Regions from separate parts of the Homo sapiens genome. Here region 1 is linked to region 2. The links are chromatin loops, found by intact Hi-C in ENCODE. Cell type or tissue: Caco-2. All regions are shown on one strand. Each heading gives the region's core, and the rest is flanking DNA. Links, peaks and the distances in the headings are about the cores only.

Evidence for each region. Hi-C counts contacts between places; a loop is a spot of excess contacts. Peaks named below come from ENCODE experiments on the same cell type or tissue, not always from the same donor. Only the 100,000 strongest peaks of a DNase experiment are listed, where the experiment ranks them.
Region 1: it touches region 2 in a loop (13-fold over the local background); 1 of 110 quality-filtered maps calls a loop at or near these places.

Annotation. Positions count from the first base shown.
Region 1 is chr19:18,990,209-19,002,422 of GRCh38, forward strand. SUGP2 (SURP and G-patch domain containing 2) reads right to left here. Exons shown (of 11, transcript NM_001017392.5): 8 at 11,405-11,466; 9 at 4,936-5,072; 10 at 4,158-4,278; 11 at 685-3,532. The coding sequence ends at 4,158. Among named protein-coding and RNA genes, the nearest start is that of SUGP2, 37 kb to the right of the region's middle. RefSeq lists an enhancer at 1-179. In Caco-2, for the core only: a CTCF peak has its summit at 5,740 (motif pointing right); a DNase peak (open chromatin) is centred at 5,743.
Region 2 is chr19:19,106,878-19,119,091 of GRCh38, forward strand. It overlaps SLC25A42 (solute carrier family 25 member 42), which reads left to right. Exons shown (of 8, transcript NM_178526.5): 7 at 1,017-1,168; 8 at 3,692-6,153. The coding sequence ends at 3,999. Among named protein-coding and RNA genes, the nearest start is that of TMEM161A, 25 kb to the right of the region's middle. RefSeq lists a silencer at 3,554-3,743 and an enhancer at 6,083-6,377. In Caco-2, for the core only: CTCF peaks have their summits at 3,689 (motif pointing left) and 9,273 (motif pointing left); a DNase peak (open chromatin) is centred at 6,340.

The DNA of each region.
Region 1 (12,214 bases), core at 2,188-10,187, 120 kb before region 2:
ATCACCTGCCCTGGGCACAGTGCCTTCCCCCTCCCTGCAGTCTGGCTCCTCCCCTCCTCACCCTGGTCAGGCAGAGGCCCCTGCAGGCCCCCTGGGTGCTGCCTTGGTCTCTGCTGTGCCCTCTGCACGCCCCTCCTCACCTGGAGGGCCAAGGGGCTGTTGACAGAGGAACCATGGGCAGGCTGGCAGCACCCAGGGACAGCAGGGAGTGTGAAGATGACAGAGAGGCAGCTCTGCAGTCAGAGGGTGGCCCAGGCAGGCTCTGGTTTTACTCTGGCAGCTGGAACCCCAGCCCTGGGATGATGGGGCAAAGCCCTGTGGGGACAGGTGAGTCGTAGGCAGCAGGGGCACAGCTCCCACTGCCCTGACACCCCTCAAAGGCAGCTTCTGTACTTGGCGGTACCGATTACCCTCCCCAGCCTCCCCAGAAGGGAATTGCCCTCCCTCTGGTGGGTGCTTGGTCCCTTCCTGCTCTCTGGCATCTTCCAAGCTTTCCTGGTGACAGTGACACAAGGTCCCTCAGGTGGGGCAAGCCAGTGAGGAGGGGCCCGAGGGAGGAGCACCACGCCGGCGGAGGGCACGTCCTGGGAGGCAGCCATCATCTGGTTCTACACTGCACTCCCATCTGCGTGCGCTGGTGTCTGATCTGATTTTAAAAACACAGCCATGGAGACCCCAGCACACTGCATTTCCTCTACATTTATTGCAACGGCTAAATGATTAACAACATTCACAACTTCTTAGATCTTAAAAAACAGAAACAAAAGAAAACTTCCATTTTGTAACATCACAAATGTCTTCTAGGCTTTATCAAGGACCAAAAACACTACAATTCTCTAAGTGATTTCCAGTGATGGAAACAAGCCAGAGACAGTAAAGCACCCAGAGTGGCGAGAGAGCACTTCCAGATGCCTGTTGTCCTCTCGGGGGTGACCCTGGAACTAGAACGACAGAAAAGACACTGTGACTTTGACACGGCTGTGCCACCACACATCACGCGCGACACGAGGATCCTGCAGAGCGGCCTCTGCAGAGAGCAAGGACAGCCTCGGTTAAGAGGGAGGGGCTGGGGGCACGGAGGGCCAGTGGCATCTCCTCTATCCCGGCTGGCCGGCAGCTGGCAGCACGCACCATGCTCTGCTGGCTCCCGACACCTTCACTGCCCCAGCGCTGAATCCACAGGAGAGGTGTCCTCTGAGAGTGTAGGGGGCTTTCTAGGTTCAAGGAGATGTGCCCTTTGACCCCTGCCAAGGACTCACAGAACCATCTCAGCTCAAACTTGGAGGAGCGGCAGGAGGTGGGGGGCGGTCAGTGGCCACACGCCACAGATTCCTAAAGCATTTAACTTTTTAATAAAATGAAGTGGAGAAAGTCAAGAATGAACATGCTAGGACAAAGCACATGGAATGGTCAGGGCGATGCTGGAGAGAGTGCGCTTGATCCACGCTGCAGGTGTGTGCGCCTCGCTCGGGTCAATGGGCTGAGCCCCGCTTGGAGCTCCATCCATTCACCTGACCCATGGCCAACATGGAAGCTGTCGGAGGGGTCAGGAAAGGAGAAGGAGAAAGGAGAAGATGAACCCCCCGCACCTGTGACTCCCCAAAACCAGCTCCACTCCAGGCCCCCACAGGCTGGTTCGTTCGAGGGTTGGGTTATAAACCCAAACTCCATCCTCCATGCTGGCACCTCTACTGCCATAAAGATCTGCCAGTTGCCAAAGCTACAGAAGCCACTGGAAGCAAGCAGAGCCCCTGGGGGTGGTGGCACTGCAAGGTGACAGGGACCAGGCAGACAAGGAGCTGGGACCACAGCCTAGGAAGTCTGTGGCTTAAAGAAAGCCAGGATTTCCTTTTTTTTTTTTGAGACAGAGTCTCGCTCTGTTGCCAGGCTGGAGTGCGGTGGCACAATCTCGGCTCACTGCAACCTCCGCCTCCCGGGTTCAAGTGATTCTCCTGCCTCAGCCTCCTGAGTAGCTGGGACTACAAGCGCCCGCCACCACGCCCAGCTAATTTTTTGCATTTTTAGTAGAGACAGGGTTTCACCATGTTGGCCAGGATGGTCTCGATCTCTTGACCTCGTGATCCACCTGCCTCGGCCTCCCAAAGTGCTGGAATTATAGGCGTGAGTCACCGTGCCGGCCTTTTTTTTTTTTTTTTTTGGAGATGGAGTCTTGCTCTGTCGCCCAGGCTGGAGTGGAGTGGCATGATCTCAGCTCACTGCAACCTCTGCCTCCCCGGTTCAAGTGATTCTCCTGCCTCAGCCTCCTGAGTAGCTGGGATTACAGGTGCCCGCTACCACGCCTGGCTAATTTTTTTGTATTTTTAGTAGAGACGGGGTTACACCATGTTGGCCAGGCTGGTCTCAAACTCCTGACCTCAGGTGATCCATCCGCCTCAACCTCCTAAAGTGCTGGGATTACAGGCTTGAGCCACTGTGCCTGGCCCAAAGCCAGGATTTCTTTACAGCCAATACAAGTGGCATTTCCCGCTCAGTTCTGTGGCTGATGCCCTAGCCACTGCTGTGTCCCCTAATCCTGGGGTGTCAGAGGGATCCTAAGTTTTCCAGATTTTTGCCCATACTTAAAACTTCAACGATCCTGCTTCACAAGGAAGGATGAGTGGAGAATTGAGTGGAGTTACACGCAGCAGAGTGCTGGGGAATCTGGAGAGCGGGGGCGATCACATGCCTGGAAATAGAGCAGCTGCAGAGCCCACCCCAGGAGGAGCCTGCCTCTCCTTACAAAGGCTGTAATAAGACAGCACTTGACGATGCCATACGTGCGAAAAGTGCAGAGTCTCAGAGGGTTTACAACCCCCATCCCTTTGTAACTGTAGTTTGCTTACACTGTGGATTCTAAAGAGACATGTAAATCTGGGGCCGATTTCATCTGTTTAATGATTACTCCCCACCCGATAGAGCTATTCTATACTGTTGCTAAAATTTCATTAAGTCTCTCAAGATGCATTGATGAGATGAGACACCATGAATAACACATTCATCAACTCAAGTATGGCAACTGTTCAGAGAGCTTCAGAGCTTTGGTACCCGAGTGCAGACTTGGTAATTACCGGGAATTTGTCTCCCCCGTATAAATTCTGGCGAACAACGAGAAAACACCATCTGTGATCGTTTCCACATCACGTTTGCTAACAGAGCACTTCTGGAGAGCAATGGCCAGTCCAACTGGAAAATCAGCCAGAGGAGCTGGTTCCTCAGCACTCACAGGCTGAGGTGCCTTTCGGGGGCAGCGCCACCTTCTGAAGGGGAACCAAGACAGATTTGGAGGGGACTTGCTGCTAAAAGCATGTGAACAGAGAGGAGAGGCAAAAGCACATTGAAAATGGTGCATGTTTTTTTCTTTGAGAGAAAGAAAAGCCAGCGAAACCTCCGCCCCAGAGACTGCAGAGACGTTTGTTTTCATGTACACACCAAACCGTACTTGGGCACTGGCTCCAGGCCGATCCAGGGCAGGGATGATGTTTTAAGGGCAATTGCTGCTTCAAGGCTTATCTTTCACATCAGTGGTTTTGATCTATTCAGGAAGAGAACGATTTTGTTCAAAACTGAGGTGGAAATTAGGTGAGGGGGCAACTAAAAAAAAAAAAGAATAGAAAGATGAGGATATTTACAGGCCCAAGGCCCTGCAGAAGGAAAAGGATTTGAAGACCCTCACAAAGGGACACAGCCAACTGCCATCCTCTGTGGCAGTGGCTGTCACAGTCGCCCTTCCACTTGCATGATGGCAAGGCCCTCTGGACTAGGAACAGTCCGTTTGCTGGTCATGTTATGTGGTAGGTGGCTGTCATCTGTGAGAGAAAACTTGAGCAAGAGAAGAGACAGGCGTGGCCTATTTCCACACGCACATCCACGGAGGCTGGCCTGGAGGCCTTGAGGGGCTCACAGCCGGGGCACCAGGCAGGCCATGCGCATCTGCCCTTGGCCAGTGTGAGGTTTGCTCCTTCAGCAAACCTGGAAGGTAAGAATGGGGCATATCCACATCCATAGACCCTTTTGTTTCCCTCACAGAATTTTGTGATTTTTTTTGTGTGTGGCATTTTTGGGGGAGCAGGGAACATCAACTTTGTTGGGGGAAATTTCTCTGCATACCAGCACGCCAGCGAGGGCAGACGGCCTTACACACTGGCCTGTGAACATACCTATTTGTTGGCCCGCTTGTGTCTGTACATCTGCATCATCCTCTGTCGGAACACATCGAATGTGTCTTCTTTGTGCTCCTGCCCGTCAGCACCCAACCCTTCCCCTTCCGAGGGGGTTCCCCTAGGGAGTGAAAAAGAGAGTCAGTTGTGCACCTGAGCCCAGGGCCTGGCATGCCAGGAACTGGGCATGGGCACAAACAGTCCATGAGATGCAGGTGTTTGGGACACACACTGAGACATCAAAGAAAGGGAAAATCAAGACGCGACTCACAGTAGAAACAAGGAGTACTCACCCTCGAAGAGCTGGCTTTTGAGGGGGTGCCCAGAGGGCCCTGGTTACCTCGGAATGCCTTACCCAGCAGGAACTAAGCTCAGTATTAAATGAAATGCCTGCTGGAGGTTATGATCGGGGTTTAATAAACTTTGGGCCTGTGTTCGGGACCCTGGCTGGCCCGGCTATGGGTTCCCGGGAATGGGAAAGCAGTTCCAGACGGAAACTACACAGAAATACCACTTAGCTTTTATGATGGTCACAAATGTGGCCAAAATGACCAGGGCCAACAAGCTGGTTAAAAAATCTACACCAGGACAGAAAGGAGCCCTGTAAACACCTGCACATGTAAATGATCAGCTTCTCATCTGAAGATGCCTTCTGTTTAAAAAACAAAAATCAACTGCCAGCTGTAAGCCATCTTGGCTGTGAAGGAGCCAAGCGGCAGGCTGCAGGTGGAAGGACTGAGGCCCCACCCACTCCCACCCCAGGCTGCCTGCTGCGTACACGCTGACCGGCTCCCTGATGCCCTTTCCGAGGGAGCCCAGGCCATGGCCCTCCTTCCAGCCCATCTTCTGCAGCATCTGGAAGCCCAGGTTCTTATCGGTCAGCTTCTGCTGGGCGAAGTCCAAGTCCTTGGGTTTCTGAGGAGAGAGGAGAGTCCAGGCATGTGGGCCACAGGGAGATGCCTGGATCAAGGGTCTGTCCTAGGCTATGCCTGGAGCCCCTCACCCCCAAATGCCCTCCTGACTCCCCAGATGCTCAGGCTCAAGCTCCAGTCACTTCCCCAGTTCTCTGCAACATCCCTGGGTGGGATGGAACTTCTAAGTCAGAGGTCACTGGCCTGAGGTCAGTCGTGCCTCTCAGCTACCACTATAACCCTGGTGCCAAGACTGTGAGGAAAACTGGGTAAGGGAATGGCCAGTCCCGGGGTCAAGGAGTCAGTAGGAAGGCCCTCAGCGGAACCCTGGATAAAGAAGGGTGGCCCTGTGATGACCACAGGGCGCAGCCCAGGGAAGAGTGGGGGGCACCAGGGCACAGGCCTGCAGGCAGGATGGGGGCCAGACAGTGGGTGAGAACTGGCTGGCAGCACCCTCCCTGAACCACCCCAACATACCCCTCCCCGAGTGCTTCATTCACTCCCTGGCTGCATTGTCTGTCTGTCCTCAGGACTGAGTTCTACTTGGACATTGGGGTCTGTGTCTAGCACAGAGCAGACCTCACTGAGAGCTAGTACAGCTGTTGATTGCTCCTGTGGGTGGTGGGGAAGTGCAGCAATCTCTGGGCCACTAGATGGAGATCTGGAGACAGACAGGGCCCTGGGGCCTCTGGAGGAGGAGCCTGCAGGGCTGTAGCAGAAGGAATTTCTATTCACTCATGAATATTCATGACACACTGCTGTGTGACAGAGCCCAGCTGGGCAGTCCAAGACCTTGCCATGTATTCCTTGGCTCTTCACGAGTCAACTTGTGTGGGTGGGCTGGGCGTGGTGGCTCATGCCTGTAATCTCAGCAGTTTGGGAGGCCGAGGTGGGTGGATCACTGGAGGTCAGGAGTTCCAGACCAGCCTGGCCAACGTGGCAAAACCCCGTCTCTACTAAAATACAAAAATTAGCCAGGCATGGTGGCAGGCACCTGTAATCCCAGCTACTTGTGAGGCGGAGGCATGAGAATCGCCTGAACCTGGGAGGCAGAGGTTGCAGTGAGCGGAGACCGTGCCACTGCATTCCAGCCTGGGCAACACAATGAGACTGTCTAAAAAAAGAAACAAAATACAAAACTTGTGTGTGTTTTTTTTAAATATAGAGTCTTGCTATGTTGCCCAGGCTGGTCTCGGATTCCCGGCTTTAAGTGATCCTCCCACCTCAGTCTCCCCATTAACTGGAACTATAGGTATGTGCCACTGCACCCAGCTTTTGATGTTTTTTTTTTTTTAAGACGGAGTCTTGCTCTGTTGCCCAGGCTGGAGTGCAGTGATGCAATCTCAACTCATTGTAACCTCCGCCTCCTGGGTTCAAGCGATTCTCCTGCTTCAGCCTCCCGAGTAGCTGAGATTACAGGCGTGTGCCACCACGCCCACCTATTTTTGTATTTTTAGTAGAGACGGGGTTTCGCCATGTTAACCATGCTGGTCTTGATCAAACTCCTGACCTCAGCTGATCTGCCCGCCTCAGCCTCACAAAGTGCTGGGATTACAGGCATGAGCCACTGCGCCTGGCTGATGTATTTATTTAAGGCATTTACTGAACGACCTGGGGAGGCTGTGAGGGTTCATGTGCTCTTGAGAGGGAGGGAGGAAGGTGCTGAGGAGGATCACGGGGGCTGGTGCTGGGGGTCTGAGCAGGGGACAGGTGGGAGTGGCTGGGAGAGGGTTAGATGACCCTGGGCATGGGAAGCAGGGTGAGAAGGGCATGCTGAGTGCTGTGAGCTCAGGTCTTTGGGCAGTCAGCCCTCATCAGCTTAGCAACCTGCCCCATGATGTCATGCAGGCCTCACGAGGTATAATTCAACCAAAAGACAAATCCCCCCCTTGCCATCTGCATTGAGGTGCCCAGGAATCAGCTTCCCTAACGTTAGGGGTGCATGTGGGAGGCACTCCAGAGACAAAGGAGCTTGGAGACAAGGCACAAAAGGCTGAGCCTGGGGGAGCCAGGGGCTGGGAGAGGAAAGGGAGAAGGGAGAGAGCAGGGCCTCAGGTCAGGAGGGAGGGAGGGAGGAGAGAGCAAGTGCTCCCATAAGGAAGGCCTGGGCCTCTGGAGCTCCTGGGGCCTCAGTGTTCTCACCCTAGAAAGGGACAAAACAACCTGGAGAGGTGCTGAGAACTCAACATGCAGCAAGATGTAGGGGGTCAGAAACGGATACCCTAAGGCTGGGCGCGGTGGCTCACGCCTGTAGTCCCAGCACTTTGGGAGGCCAAGGTGCGTGGATCACGATGTCAGGAGTTTGAGACCAGCCTGACCAACATGGTGAATCCCCATCTCTACTAAAAATACAAAAATTAGCCAGGTGTGGTGGCACGCCCCTGTAATCCCAGCTACTCTGGAGGCTGAGGCAGGAGAATCCCTTGAACCTGGGAGGCAGAGGTTGCAGTGAGTTGAGATCATGCCATTGCACTCCAGCCTTGGCGACAAAGGGAGACTCCGTCTCAAAAAAAAAAAAAAAAAAAAAGAAAGAAAGAAAGAAAGCGATACCCCGAATTATAGCACTTTGACAGGTGGGACTAAAGTAGCAGCCTCAAGGTCCCTCCCAAAGCACAGGAGGAAGCTGTTTTCTTCAAGTTCCCTATCTACCTAGAAACTGGACTTGCCAAAGAAGAACACAAGGGCCTTGGATCCCTTCCCTGAAATGTCATTAACCAGAGTTGAAAACTCCTATCACACAAGAAGAGATGGAACATTAAACACCACACCTAGAGCCCAGACCACTGGCTGTTCTCTAGTCCCATTCAATTCTCAATGAGGATCATTCACAAGATGATGCCTGCCTCCATTCATCTCTCCTAAAATCATCTGCTTCCCCTCTAAAGTTACCTACAGCCTCCCATCTGCCCTCTCCCCTACAAAGAGGTATTTCAGCTTCAACCACCTGGCCCTTCTTTGAGTTTTCATAATGTTTTATATGGCTCCTGTGCTTATGCACGTGAATAAATATGTATAACTTTTTTGTTTCAAGACAGGATCTTGCTCTGTCACCCAGGCTGGAGTGCAGTGGCTCCATCATGGCTCACTGCAGTCTTGAACTCCCGGGCTCAAGTGATCCCCCTGCCTTGGCCTTCCAAAGTCCCGGGATTACAGGTGTAAGCCACCGCACACCTTTTTTTATCCTGTTAATCTTCTTATTGTCAGTTCATTTCAACAGGCTTAGACTTGGACCTTCAAAGGCGGAGGGAAATTCCCTTTGTTCTCTTCAGAGGCATCTCCGAGGGTATTATATAAAGTAGCTGTGTGTGTGTATGCATGTGTGTGTGCGTGTGTGTATGCATGTGTGTGTGCATATGCGTGCACATGTGTGTATCTTGTGTGTGTGCGTGAGTTACTGGATGCAGGCGGCCCCTCCATAATGGCATGAGGTGGTCTTGGTGAGGCGGTGTGGGCAGAAGTGTCTCTGCAGGGCAGTTAAGGAGGGGAGGTATGAAGGGAGGAGCTATGCTATGGGCTGGGACAGGAAGAGGGGCACAAACAGTGAAGAGACACCCCTGCAAACCAGGGGACACCAGACAGGACCTGCTACACTGGGGGGCCCCTTGCCATGAGAAAGTGGCCTGGAGAAAAGAGGTGACAGAACCCACCGGCTGAGATGAGAAACGGGGCATCCGTCAGGCCCTTCTGGGAGCTGTGCACGACCTGGGCCCTGGGATGACGGGTAGGGAAGGAAGGGGAAAGGCTGGTCATGGCAGGGCACAGGGGTCCCCAGAGGGCAGGTCTGTACTCTTTTCCCTTTCAGGAAGGCTGCTTGGAGGTGCAGTGGGAGGAAGAGGGTTTGGCTCAGCCTGGAAGTTTCTTCGTGAATGTTCAAATCTGTGTTTAACAATCATGATGGTGGTTTCCTGGACAGCTGGAGGAAAGCCAAGCCCTGTGGGCGAGGTGGAGGTTTGCAGAGGAAAGCTGCAGCCACCACGGCCTCCCTTCCACCCACAGTCACTGGCAGACAGGAGGACAGGTGCAGAGCCCCAAGGAGACAGCAGCATGTGCAGGACACCCACCAGGAACCGCGTTCAGTTTAATCCTCACTGTACCTCCTACCTGCTGGGTAAGTGTGGCCATCCCATTTTACAGACAAATCCGTGGCTCAGGGGTTACACGCCAAGGTTACAAAACTACTCGGTGGCAGGGCTGAGCTAGAGTACAGCTGTGCCTGACACCAAGGTCCTGCTGTGCCCTCATCTGGCCGTGCCCTTATCCAGGCCACACCAAGGGGCACCAGATGCCAGCTCAGCCTAAAACCTGGCACATCAGTAAGGACTATGAGCTCTGGACTCGGGAAGGTCCCTCCTTCCTGCCATAATTGGGGTCAGACTGACCTAGGTCACTCGGAAGGGGTTGGAAGCAACATGGCACTGCCTGACACCAGCAGAGCGATCTCGCCTGGCTCCCCGCCCTCCTCCCTGACCATGAAGGACTGGTGAAGTCTCTCCACATGTGTCCCAGGTGACCCTGCTTGCCCCCAGCACTGTGTCCCCCAGGCCATCTGGAGTGTACCTGCCCCCTTTCCATAACCTGGCTCCAGGTCAGTGAATGGCAGTTCTGTCCCTCTTCTGCCCAAGCTGACAACCCTGGGGTCATCTGGACTCCTGGCTTTTGCACACCCAGCCCACAAGCAGGTGTCACCCACTCCATCTTCTCCCCTTCTCATTGCTCCTCATGCCCTGGTCCAACTGTCTTAAGTTTGAGCCTCCTCCTGGTTCCCGCCCACAGGCTGCTCTCCACCCTAGTGGCCACATCCACCACAGGTCCCAGAGGTACCCTCCCTTCCCTGAGAAAGGGCCACAGCGTTAACATCTGTTGAGGTCCTGTGTGACCACCCCCCGGATTCCTCTGCTGCCACAAAGGCCTCTTGCTGCCCCAGCCTCTCTACCGAGGCTGTGCCCTTCTCAGATCTCTACACTGTTTCTCCTCAGCTCCTCCAGGCTTGTGCCAACGTCATCTGCAAGAGAGACCTCCCTTGGCTTTCCCAATTCAGCGGCATCCCCTCGACCCCACCTTATTCTCCCTCTCTTTGACCTGCTTCTCTTTGCCCACAGCATCCCCAGGACTGCCTCATCCATTTCTCTTTCACTGTTGGCCCTGCTTGCTGCTGCCTCCAGGTGGACAGTCGGGACCTGGCACGTAGGAGGTGCTGACCGCACACACCACGCTCTGCTTACTAGCAGATTAGTGAACTCTCTTCACCACCCTTCCAGTCTACTAAGCTTGTAAGTTTTTATGTTTTATTTTTTAAGGAGACCAGGAGGAGACATAGGTCTCACTATGTTGCCCAGGCTGGCCTCAAACTCCTGGGCTCAAGTGATCCCCCTGTCTTGGCCTCCCAAAGCACTGGGATTACAGGCGTGAATCAGTGCACCTGGATAACTTGAACTTTTTTTTTTTTTTTGAGACAGGCTCTCAGTCTGTCGCCCAAGCTGGGGTGCAGTGGTGCAATCAGCTCACTGCAGCCACGACCTCTCAGGCCCAAATGATCCTTCCACCTCAGCCTCCAGAGTAGCTGGGACTACAGGCATGCACCACCATGCCCAACTAATTTTTGTATTTTTTGCAGAGACAGGGTTTTGCCTATTGCCCAGGCTGGTCTTAAACTCTTGGACTCAAGCGATCTGCCCACTTTGGCCTCCTAAACTGCTGGGATCACAAGTGTAAGACACCCAATCGGCCTTAGCTTGAACTTCTTTTTTTTTTTTTTTTGAGACGGAGTCTCACTCTGTCGCCCAGGCTGGAGTGCAGTGGCGCGATCTCGGCTCACTGCAAGCTCTGCCTCCCAGATTCATGCCATTCTCCTGCCTCAGCCTCCTGAGTGGCTGGGACTACAGGCGCCTGCCACCATGCCCGGCTAATTTTTTGTATTTTTAGTAGAGACGGGGTTTCATCGTGTTAGCCAGGATGGTCTCGATCTCCTGACCTTGTGATCCACCCGCCCTCTGCCTCCCAAAGTGCTGGGATTACAGGCGTGAGCCACCACACCTGGCCTAGCTTGAACTTCTTAAGGGCCAAGACATTATCTCGTTTATCTCTCAAATCCCACTGCATCCATTACAGGGATCTCAACTATCCATTACACAGATGAATCACTAGTCTATGCTTTGGACAAAGGCAAAACAGTTTTCAAAAGCCCTCCCAAGAGAAAAGTCTCTGTTGTGTTTTACACATTAATACCTCAGTTTGAAATGTTAGCACAGCTTAATCACAAGCTGCAGCATCCTTTGGAACTCCAACAAATTCTAACCAACTATACTTTGAGTGAGGACTACCAATGATTACGCTCACCTTCTTTTTGGACATGGGACGACCCCGAGGCCTGTCATAGGCAATTCGAACTGGTTCATGGACTAGAAGACAAAAGAAAGAGACACATACACATACATGTGCTTTTCCTAAATTACTTAGAGACTGAAGATCTTGCAGTCTATTTTGGCTAACAGTTCTCTGATGACAGAAGGTGTCTTAGGCTCTGCATGGCAGCTGCTGAGCCCCAGCTCCTCTCAAGAATGAACATGTATGACCCCTGGAGTGAGCAGAGACGGGACACGCTCAGGGTAGGCAGCTTGGGCCATAATGAAGGGTTCACTGAGCGGTGCCTTGCTTTTGGAAAGTCTATTCAAACCTAAGAGTCCCCACATTTATAACAAAAGATCCAATACATGGATTATTTTCCATGACTACAGAAATATATTTTGCTTCAACAAAATATTTGTGATACTGTGCCCTCCTAGTTTATCTGCAGCTAATTCACTGGGAAATAATTAAAGTCTGGCCAGGCGCAGTGGCTCATGCCTGTAATCCCATCACTTTGGGAGGCCGAGATGGGCGGATCACCCGAGGTTAGGAGTTCGAGACCAGCCTGGCCAGCATGGCGAAACCCCGTCTCTACTAAAAGTACAAAAACTAGCCAGGCGTGGTGGCGGGAGCCTGCAATCCCAGCTATTCAGGAGGCTGAGGCAGGAGAATAACTTGAACCCGGGAGGCAGAGGTTGTAGTGAGCCGAGATTGTGCCACTGCACTCCAGCCTGGGCGACAAGAACAAGAGTCCATCTCAAAAAAAAAAAAAGAATTAAAGTCTGCCTAAAACTTTCTAGT
Region 2 (12,214 bases), core at 1,464-9,463:
AGCCGAGATCGAGCCACTGCACTCCAGTGTGGGCAATAGAGCCAGACTCTGTCTCTCAAAAAAAAAAAAAAAAAAAAAAAAAAAGTCTGAGACTAGAATGCTTAATTCAAGGAAGATACCATGATCATGAAAAATGTGTAAGAATAGACCGGGCTTGGGCCCAGGTGCGGTGGCCCATGCCTGTAATCCCAGCACTTTGGGAGGCCAAGGCAGGAGGATCGCTTGAGCCCAGGAGTTTGAGACCAGCCTGGGCAACATAGCAAGACCCCATCTCTACAAAAACTGAAATATTAGCCTGATGTGATGGCATACGCCTGTGATCCCAGCTGCTCCAGAAGCTGAGGGAGGAGGATTGCTTGAGTCTCGCAGCTTGAGGCTGCAGTGAGCCATGATCACGTCACTGCACTCCAGCCGGTCCACAGAGTGAGACCCTGTCTCCAAAAAAAAAAAAACAAAAAAAGTGTAAGAATAGAGGCCGAGCATGGTGGCTCACGCCTGTAATTCCAGCACTTTGAGAGGCTGGGGTGGGTGGATCACCTGAGGTCAGGAGTTCAAGACCAGCCTGGTCAACATGGCAAACTCTATTTCTACTAAAAATAAAAAATTAGCCAGGTCTGCTGGCATGTATCTGTAATCCCAGCTACTTGGGAGGCTGAAGCAGGAGAATCACTTGTACCCAGGAGGCAGAGGTTGCAGTGAGCCAAGACTGTGACACTACACTCCAGCCTGGGCAACAGAGGGAGACTGTCTCAAAACAAAAACAAAGAAACAAAAAAAAAGACAAGGGCTGAGCACTTGCTTCCCGTGGCGAAGGTGGAGTCTGGGCTTACGCATGCATTTCCCCTCTAATAACAAAGCTTGAGTGATGGGGTTATATGTCTTGAAGAAGAAGGAAAACATCAACATCCAGACACACCCAGGCCCAGCCGGCTTCGGGAGGAGCCGAGAGCCTCTGTGGCTCCTCCCTGTGCCTGGGAGGCCTGAGTCCCACCTGCTGGGCTGCTCTGTCCTGGCAGGTACAGCAACATCTTTCATGTCTTCATCCGCATCTCGAGAGAAGAGGGGCTGAAGACTCTCTACCATGGATTTATGCCCACCGTGCTGGGGGTCATTCCCTACGCTGGCCTGAGCTTCTTCACCTATGAGACGCTCAAGAGCTTGCACAGAGGTAAGGAGAGCTGGGAGCATGAGGAGGGGACGTTCAGGAAGCATTCCCTGGGGACAGCAGCTCCACCTGGGTCACATAGACCTGGAGACCAGGCGGAGTGGGGTACGACCCCTGGGTGGGGCAGGCTGTAGACCCACATCCAAATCGGGAGAAAACACACTGTGTGCAGCCGCCACTGAGGAACCTGGACTCACTGCCTTAAATGCCTAAGTGAGAGGAACTCTGGCTGGTGCCACGGCTCGTGCCTGTAATCCCAGTGCTTTGGGAGGCCGAGGTGGGCGGATCACTTGAGGTCAGGAGTTGCAGACCAGCCTGGGCAACATGGCGAAACCCCGTCTCTACCAAAGATACAAAAAAATTAGGCATGGTGGCACACACCTGTGGTCCCAGCTACTAGAGAGGCTGCGGTGGGAGGATCACCCAAGCCTGGGAGGTCAAGGCCGCAGTGAGCTGTGATCTCACTGCTGCACACCAGCCTGGGTGTCAAAGTGAGACCCTGTCTCAAGAAAAAAAAAAAAAGTGACTCTGGGAAGCCCAGTGTGTCACCTAGAGCATTGATACCTCACCTCTTCACGAGCACACACGCAAAGCATATGGGTAAAACCCAGATGGAAAGGAAGTACTCTTGCTTGTTTTGGTAGTTGGGAGAAAATCAAAAAGTACAAAGAATGATATAATACTCATACCTGCCACTGCATGTGAACAGGCATTCACATTTTGCTACATTTGCTCCCAGATATTTTGTTTTTTTTCTTTTTTGTAGAGATGGGGTCTCCCTCTGTTGCCCAAGTTGGTCTCAAACTCCTGGGCTCAAGCGATCCTCCTGCCTTGGCCTCCCAAAGTGCTGGGATTAAAGGTGTGAGCCGCTGCACTCAGCCCACTCCCAGACATTTTTTGTCAAAGAAATAAAATGTTAGGGGTAACGCTGAGGGCCCAAGTCTCTCTCCTGAGGCCTCTTATTAGAAGTGAGGGTTGCACCCCTCAAGACTGCTTTGAAAATACTTCTGTATGTATTTATCTGTGGCATGAACAAAACCATGTCACCTTTCACAGGTATAAAAAATGCTCCAAGTGGAGTCAGCTCACCCGGGAGTGCAGCTCCCAGCTCAGCTGGTTTGGGGTGCATCCACCAGCATCTGTGCTCTGTTCCGCCTTTTTAGTGGCTGCACAGTGGGCCTTACCTTCTTGGGGTGCCCTTTGGCTGTTGCCAGGTTTTCTGTGATCAGCCGACATCCAGGAGCTCGTCTCCTTGTGTGACTGTAAAACCCCATTTTCGGTGTTTCTCTCTGGAGTGCTTTCCAGCCCCTTGACCCCACGTTCTCACCCCACGTGATGCCATCAGACCCCTTGTTTTTGCCCACCTGGTGAGCAGATCACAGTGTCTCCTGTCTGGCTGTTTTTTTGAGACGGAGTCTCACTCTGCCGCCCAGGCTGGAGTGCAGTGGAACGATCTCAGCTCACTGCAACCTCCACTTCCTGGGTTCAAGCCATTCTCCTGCCTCAGCCTCCCTAGTAGCTGGGATTACAGGCGCCCACCACCACACCTGGCTAATTTTTGTGTGTTTTTGGTAGAGACAGGGTTTCTCCATGTTGGCCAGGCTGGTCTCCAATTCCTGGGCTCAAGTGATCCGCCTGCCTTGGCCTCCCAAAGTGCTGAGATTACAGGCGTGAGTCACTGCACCCAGCCTTGGCTGTTTTAAATTCCTAGTTCTAAATTTACTATTACAAATGTTTAAAGTACCCCTACTGACCTGTTGCTGCTCCTTCCTCCTCCACACCCACACACCCCGTTTAGACCCGCAAGACAGAGCAGGGTGAAGTTCATGGTCACTTATGTCCACTCTGTGCAACAGCTCGCAGGGGCTCCCCAGGGAGGGCGCAGGTCGGGGACCAGGCACGGGAGCACCTAGAATGTTCCTTTACTAGACGTGGAGTAGAGCTGATTAGATGTGAGCAGTGGCTCTAGGAGTTGGTTCTATGATTCTCTGTGTTTCTGCCTTTTAAGAAATTTTATTTCTCGGCCGGGCTCGGTGGCTCATGTCTGTAATCCCAGCACTTTGGGAGGCCGAGGCAGGCAGATCGCCTGAGGTCAGGAGTTTGAGACCAGCCTGACCAACATGGAGAAACCCTGTCTCTACTAAAAATACAACATTAGCCAGGCGTGGTGGTGCATGCCTGTATTCCCAGCTACTTTGGAGGCTGAGACAGAATTGCTTGAACCCGGGAGGCGGAGGGTGCAGTGAGCCGAGATTGGGCCATTGCCCTCCAGCCTGGGCAACAAGAGTGAAATTACATCTCCAAAAAAAAAATTTTTTTTATTTCTCGAGTTTGAGTGAAAGGAGCGACCCGGAGGTGAGGCAGTGGGGCGTGTGGGTGCGCATGAGTGCGAACACACGTGGGGGTGCAAGTGCATGTGTGTATGTGCACGCAGGTTGCTCCTAGGGGTGCAAAGGCGCGCGCACGGGTGCGGGGTGCGCGCCCCCTCGCGGCGCCTTCACGGCCCTCCCGCCCCTCGCCCTGCAGAGTACAGCGGCCGCCGGCAGCCCTACCCCTTCGAGCGCATGATCTTCGGCGCCTGCGCTGGCCTCATCGGGCAGTCGGCCTCGTACCCGCTGGATGTGGTGCGGCGGCGCATGCAGACGGCCGGCGTCACGGGCTACCCGCGCGCCTCCATCGCCCGCACGCTGCGCACCATCGTGCGGGAGGAGGGCGCCGTGCGCGGCCTCTACAAAGGCTTGAGCATGAACTGGGTCAAGGGTCCCATCGCCGTGGGCATCAGCTTCACCACCTTCGACCTCATGCAGATCCTGCTGCGGCACCTGCAGAGCTAGGGGACCCTGAGCTGCTCTCAGGACGGTGGACCGGTGACCCCTTTGTATTCTGGGCCCATGGAACGGTGGGGGGGTGCGCTTGATTCTACTTCAGGAGGCACATGGGGCGCTTTATGGAACGAGCAGGTGGGCCTGAGGGGCCTGGGCTCAGAGTCCACGTCCAAACGCAAAGCTGGCAGCCCTGGAAGTGCAGTGTTGGGGCGATGGTGTGGGGGGTCCCGCAGCTCCCCTCTTCCTTCCTCTGCAGACGCTGGCGCTGTCTGCCGGAGGTGTTGCCCAAAAGGCCCTAGTGGGGCGTGGTCAGCTCCACCTCCTGATCCTGTGTGTCCTCCGACATGCTGCTGATTCTAGTGACCCCTGTCCCCACCAGGCTCAGAGCCAGACCGCGCCTGGACCTTCTTGTTCTGACTCCACGTGCCTGCCCGGCCTCCAGGGTGCGGGGGCGCCTTTCTTGCAGGCGGACCCTGCCCAGGATGGGGCCAGCCTCGTGCTCAGCTTTGGCCACAAATGCAGCCCCTGGCCCACCCCACCCTGCCGGCCCTGCCTTCTCCAGTATTTCCCACATGGCCACGACTCCTCAGTCACTAGAGCCTCCTGCTGGGAACAGTGTCCCCCAGAGCCTCATGTCTATCCTAGACCCTGCAAGCAGCTGGGTCCCCAAGAGTGCATCTCCCCCTAGAGTTGCCTGCCCATGCCCACCTGCTTTGTAACCTTCCCAGGAGATTCATGCTTGCTCTGCACAGCAGGGCTCGAGGCCCAGGCCATGACACGGAACTGCCTCAGGTTTGGGTCAGACCTGCATCCTGGGGCATCTGCTGAAATGTGAGCACACAAACCACCTCCTTTGGCCCAGAAGCCCCCCAGGCCTAGCATCTCAGTGCCCCAACCCTCTGCCCAGCTGTGGTATCCAGCAGGTCCTTGGGTCCCCACTTGAGCAGGCACTTGGCTGGGATATGGAGCAATTTAAAGCCCACAGGGGTTGTTCAGTTTCTATGAAATGGAGCATGGGGTGCCTGCTAGCCTCAATCCCCCGAAGTGGGAGCCTCATGATAGAGTATAGCTTGGGGGTGGGAGGTGAGGAAAATCTGAGGTACCCAGGGGAACCCCCAGCTAACTGGTCTCTCAGAGGAGTCCCCCAGGGCCCGCCAGCTATCACAGGGACTCAGAAACACCCATTTCCTAATGACATGGTGAGTTTCTTGATTTCTTTTTTTTGTTTGTTTTGTTTTGGTTTTCAACTTGGCTGACCCCGGGTCTATGATCTATTCACATCGAACCCCTGACTGGTCTGCCTGGTGCCAGGGTGAGCGTGACCGTGAGTGTTGCTTTCGACAGCTGGCTCAGCACACGCTGTGTGAAGGGATCTGAGCTTGTTCATCTCCAGTCGTGACTTCATTTCCCTTCCTTCTGTCCTCCTCCTGTTCTTGCCTTGGACCTGCAGGTGTGCAGACCGCTCTCTCTGCCTTCCTTGCATGTGGCCACCAGCCATCCCTGATCTTGTCCCCAGAGGCCCAGGCAGCCTGTGATGGCTGTGAGGGGCTGTCCCACTGTGTGGGTATCCCTTACCCAGCACTTAAACTTGGCAGGAGAGGCAGGGCAACCCTCACAGGGAGATGGGAGGGCACCCAACTCCCACAAGCATGCAACAGCAGTAGGAATTGGGGGTCTGCCCCAGGTGGGTGAGACCAAATGAGTGGATTTGGGGCCACAGGCTAGGCAGGAGAGACAAGGGGTAGGTGGGAGGGTCCCCCAGTCCCTGCTGACCCCAGTGTGTCTCCCCGGAGATGGCTCCTAGCTGAGTGGGACCCGGCAGGAGTTGGGGACAGTGCTGTCCCCCACCCCTGCACACAGCCAGGCCCTCAGGCTCTGCGGTCACTCGCCTCCCTGCTGGTCACTGGTCTTGGTCTGGAGTTATATTTTGATGCCATGAAGACACTGTTTATATCTAATGTTTATATATTTTAAAGATTTGTGCCAAGAGAGTATATTTAATAAAAACTTAAATGACTTCTTCTCCTGCTCCTGGCTCTTCTTTGGCTCTGACCGCCCCCCCATCTTCCCCCATGAACCCCCAAACAGGGTTGAAGTGCTTTTGACACATTTGTGATAAAAGTTCTGAATAAAAGTCTTGAATAAAGAAGTTTTTAAATGCAATTGTTGTTTGAATTAATACATACCACAATTTTCCAGAAAACACCAGCTGTCCACAAGGGTTTACAGTGAAAAGTAGGTGAACAGTTCCCTCTGCAGGGGGCCTCCTGTGACCATTTTCTCTTGTCTCCTCCCACAGAGATTCTGTGCATACACTCATCCCTTTCAGGATATATGTGGCCACCCACAAAGGCAGGAGGGGCCGTCTCTGTGCAGCCAGCACAGCCCAAAGTCTCATGGGCTTGAACATGGCCTTCCTTCCCAAGAGCCCTGCACTCTGGGGCTGGCTGAGGCTTCAGGCCTGAACGTCAGTCACCATCTGCAGGGGCAGCCACCAGAGGGTCTCCAGTGGCAATCCTGGCTCACTTCACCTGCAGCCCATTGGCCAGAGCAACTTGGAGGACCCACCCACTGCCAGGCCAGAAGTGGGAGCCTCTGCGTGCCCAGAGAGGAGGGGCGGCTGGGCCAGCACAGGCCTGGTGCTCTTGTTGGGGTGGGAGTAGGAATAAGTTCCACTGCGCTGACCCCCCACTGCTCTCCAATCTGCTCACGTGCAACAGGATTTCTTTTGAGTTGGTCTCCGTTGTGCACATTGTTCAGCAGCTGTGCGGTTTTCTCCTAGAGGATCCCCAGGATGACATTTACCAGGGTGGGTGTGGTGGCTCATGCCTGTAATCCCAGCACTTTGGAGACTGAGGCAGGTGGCTTGCTTGAGCCCAGGAGTTTGAGACCAGCCTAGGCAACACAGTAAGACCCCCCATCTCTACAAAAAAATAGAAAAATTAGGCCGGATGCAGTGGCTCACGCCTTTAATCCCATCACTTTGGGAGGCCAGGGCAGGTGGATCACTTGAGGTCAGGAGTTCAAGACCAGCCTGGCCAACATGCTGAAACCCCCATCTCTATTAAAAGTACAAAAATCCTAGCTACTCAGGAGGCTGAGGCAGGAGAATTGCTTGAACCTGGGAGGCGGAGGTTGCAGTGAGCCGCTGCACTCCAGCCTGAGTGACTGAGAAGTCTCCGTCTCAAAAAAAAATTTTTTTTTAATTAGCCAGTCTTGGAGGTGCGTGCCTGTAGTCCCAGCCACTCAGAAATTCACGCCTCCCTTATGTTACCAAACCAGGCTCGTTCTGCCCAGCAGTATGCCAACAGAGATGACAGGTTTTGCAGCAAAGAGTTTATTCACGAGGCAGCCGAGTGAGGAGACAGGAGAACAGATCTCAAATCCGCCTCCCTGAAGATGGGATTTTAGGAATATTTAAGGGATAGAGGAGCAAGGTGGTCAGAGACGTGGGGAAAAGTGGGGCAGTCGGGGAACCGTGCGTGCGTAGTCAAGCTTCATGGCTTTTCCATAGGATGTGTGTTCACAAAATGACATTGTTATCATGATCTGAGGGTGGAGTGTTTGGCCCTCTAACGTCAAAGGTCACCACCTAAATATACACAGGCCAAGGTGAAGGTTCGGCTCTCAGCCCATTTGGATTGGACAAGAACTGATCCTGTTCCTGAAGAACAACTTGAGCAACCATTACCATGGTGGCCCATACATAGAGATATTATCTATAAGGAAACTAGTGGGAGTTTTTTTGTTTGGGTTTTTTTGTTTTGTTTTGTTTCTTTGTTTTTGAGACGGAGTGTTGCTCTTTTTGCCCAGGCTGGAGTGCAATGGCATGATCTCGGCTTACTGCAACCTCCACCTCCCGGGTTCAAGCGATTCTCCTGCCTCAGCCTCCTAAGTAGCTGGGACTACAAGCGCCCGCCACCACACCCGGCTAATTTTTTGTATTTTTAGCAGAGACGGGGTTTAACCATGTTGGCCAGGCTGGTCTCAAACTCCTGACCTCAGGTGATTCACTCGCCTTAGCCTCCCAAAGTGCTGGGATTACAGGCTTGAGCCACCGTGCCCAGCCTATTTTTCTGTCTTTCTTTTCTTTTTTTTTTTTTTTTTTTTGAGACAGGGTCTCACTCTATTGCCCAGGCTGGAGTGCAGTGACACTACCATGGCTCACTGCAGCCTCCAACTCCTGGGCTCAAGCCATCCTCCCACCTCAGCCCCCCTAGGAGCTGGGACTACAGGTACATGCCACCACGCCTGGCTACTTTTTGTATTTTTTGTAGAGATGGGGTCTCACCATATTTCTCAGGCTGGTCTCTAACTCCTGGCTCAAGTGATCTGCCTGTCTTGGCCTCCCAAAGTGCTGGGATGACAGGCGTGAGCCACCACACCTGGCCTGGGAGTTTAGCTATACATTGTTTAGCTGAGTGACTTTTAACACTATGGGGTTTATAATCAACTAAAAACAAGTGAGGTAAGTTAAGATTGGTAGGTCTAATCAGGTGAGCCCTCAGTTCCCCTTATGGATGGGCAATTGTTAGGTATTGCCATGACAATGTGATAGCAATTTGGTGGGGGCTGCTGAACTCATCTGCACCCCGCCTCTGACATCCAGCCCAGATTTCTGATCTAAGTTCCACGTTTCACACCAGCCCCTGAACCTTGGTCAACCCCTCCCCTCTCCCACCCACCACTGTGGCATCTCCTAACAGTATAGAGGTGAGCCCGTGGACCTGTCTAGACTAGTGACAGTGAAGAAGATGTTTGCTAGCTGCGTCCAAGAAGAGCTTCAGGAGTCCTTTTTTTTTTGAGACGGAGTCTTGCTCTGTTGCCCAGGCTGGAGTGCAGTGGCGCGATCTCGGCTCACTGCAAGCTCCACCTCCAGGTTCAAGTGATTCTCCTGCCTCAGCCTCACAAGTAGCTGGGATTACAGATGCCCGCCACCACGCCCAGCTAATTTTTATATTTTTAGTAGAGACGGGGTTTCACCATGTTGGCCAGGCTGGTCTTGAACTCCCGACCTCAGATGATCTGAACGCTTCGGCCTCCCAAAGTGCTGGGATTACAGATGTGAGCCACCACACCTGGCCACCAAATGCTTTTTGCTATAAACAATTCCGCGCAGCCTAGGAGTGTCCTGAAGAAACACAACATGGTACCCCAGGTGCAACCGGCGGCTGATGACTGAAGGTAGGTGTGTAAGTAGCTTAACCCATGCCCGGACGTGGGATCATCCTGAGATAATTGCTCTACCCTGCCCCGCTAAGGCCCACAGCAGGACTGAGCCTGGTTGCCCACAGTGTCACCTGCTCATTGGTGCCCCCTGCAGGGCATCTTCCCTCCTCGTCTCAGCTCTCACCCGCCATGGGGGCTGCCTGGGGACACCTCCCAGGTAAACCACTAGCTCTGAGTCCTTTTGGGGTCATCTTTGGGGGAAACCTATCCAAAAAGGAATAGGAATGCCAGGTATTCCTGCAAATAGATCATATAGATTTATACCACATACTCACCCATATTTGATCTTCCATAATCTGACAAGTAAAAAATGGTATCTCAGCCGGGTGCGGTGGCTCATGCCTTTAATCTCAGCACTTTGGGAGGCCGAGGCAGCTGGATCACTTGAGCTCACGAGTTCAAGACCAGCCTGTGCAGCATGGTGAAACCTTGTCTCTACAAAAAATACCGGGCATGGTGGCACGTGCCTGTAATCCCCACTACTCAGGAGGCTGAGGTGGGAGGATGGCTTGAGTCTGGGAGGTGGAGGTTGCAGTGAGTCGAGATGGCACCACTGCATCCCAGCATGGGTGATAGAACCAGACCCTGTCGCAAAACAACAACAACAACAACAAAAACCAGTTAATTTATGGCCAGGCATGGTGGCTCACACCTGTAATCCCAGTTCTTTGGAAAGCTGAGGCAGGAGGATCACTTGAGACCTGGAGTTTGTCTCTATAAATAATTTTTTTTTTTGGTGGGACAGGGTTCTCATTCTGTCACCCAGGCTAGGGTACAGTGGCACAATCACATCTCACCGCAGCCTCAACCTCCCAGGGTCAAGTGATTCTCCCACCTCAGCCTCCCGAGTAGCTGCGACTACAGGCGTGGGCCACTATGCCTGGCTAATTTTTTATATTTTGTAGAGACGGGGTCTTGCTATGTCACCCGAGCTGATGAACTCCTGGGCTCAAGAGATCTGCCCACCTCCACTTCTCAAACTGCTGGGATTACAGGCGTGAGCCACTGCACCCAGCCCTCTACAAATAATTTTAAAAACTATTTTACTATTTTAAAAGTTGAAGGTTATATTTTGTTTTATCTATGAGTTTTATTTCCCCTTTTTATTTTGTTTCGGCTTGTCTGGAAATGGTATATTCCGTTTCTTCACCCATAGGGCTTCACAACATCAGCACTGCTGACATTTGGCGCTGATAATCCTCTGGGGTGAGGCCATCCTGGGCACCACACGGTGTTGAGCAGCATCTCTGGCCTCCATTCTTCAGACACCAAGAGCAACACCTCCACCCCTTGTGGTGACAACTAAAAGATGTCTCCAGACATCAACATGTGTTCCTTTGGAGCAGAACCACCCCGTCCTGTGAGAGGCACGGATATGGTGGTTACAATGGATACATCAACAAGAATTTAAATGTTTGGCCGGGCGCGGTGGGCGCGGTGGCTCAGGCCTGTAATCCCAGCACGTTGGGAGGCCGAGGCAGGTGAATCACTTGAAGCCAGGAGTTCCAGACCAGCCTGGCCAACATGGTGAAACCCATCTCTATTAAAAATACACACACACTGCCGGGTGCGGTGGCTCACGCCTGTAATCCCAGCACGTTGGGAGGCCAAGGAGGGCGGATCACGAGGTCAGGAGATCGAGACCATCCTGGCTAACACGGTGAAACCCCGTCTCTACTAAAAATACAAAAAATTAGCCGGGCGTAGTGGCGGGCGCCTGTAGTCCCAGCTACTCGGGAGGCTGAGGCAGGAGAATGGCGTGCACCCGGGAGGCGGAGCTTACAGTGAGCCGAGATCGCGCCACTGCACTTCAGCCTGGGCGACAGAGCGAGACTCCATCTCAAAAAAAAAAAAAAAAAAAAAACTACACACACACACAAAAATTAAAATATTTATCTTCCCTCTGAGCCACACACAAAGACCTCAACCACCCCCTTCTATCTTTCCTATTTTTATTTATTTATTTATTTTGAGACAGAGTCTCGCTCTGTCACCCACGCTGGAGTGCAATGGCGCGATCTTGGCTCACTGCAACCTCTGCCTCTGGGGTTCAAGCGATTCTCCTGCCTCAGCCTCCTGAGTGGCTGGGATTACAGGCACCTGCCACCGCACCTGGCTGATTTTTGTATTTTTAGTAGGGATGGGGTTTCACCATGTTGGCCAGGGTGGTCTCAAACTCTTGACCTCGTGATCCACCGCCTCGGCCTCCCAAAGTGCTGGGATTACAGATGTGAGCCACCATACCCAGCCTGATGAAAATTTTAAAAAAGAAAATTCTTAAACCGTTCTAAGTCAGGGAACTGTCTGTATACATCTTACTTATACAAAAAGGTTACATATGCACCTTACATTGTTTTTGTTTTTGTTTTGAGATGGAGTCTCACTCTGTCACCCAGACTGGAGTGCAATGGCATGATCTTGGCTCACTGCAACCTCTGCCTCCCGGGTTCAAGCGATTCTCCTGTCTCAGCCTCCCGAGAGGCTGGGATTACAAGTGTGCACCACCACGCTTGGCTAATTTTTTTTGTATTTTAGTAGAGACAGGGTTTCACCATGTTGGCCAGGCTGGTCTTGAACTGCTGACCTCAGGTGATTGGCCTGCCTCGGTCTCCCAAAGTGTTGGGTTACAGGCATGAGCCACGGCACCCAGCCTGCACCTTACATTGTAACACACGTGTGGACACACCCTGGAGTCACAGCTACAGGACAATTTCAGAGTCCATGACGGCCCCACATCCCTTCCCTGGGTCACCAAGGCCTCAATATGCCCCTCCCCCCTCCCTGTGTGTGATATCTATACAAGTCACCTGCATACCTGTAGCAGACGCTGGCATCACTGTGGGCTCCCCGCCCTCCCATTCCTCAAACTGGTTTTCCTCTAAGGTTTCCCTGCCCATCTAACCTTCTCCTGGCACTCCCTCATGGTGCATTTCTCTCACCTGCCCGTCCGTCCCAGGCCACCTGCCCTCTCAGCTGGGACTCCAACTTCCCCTGA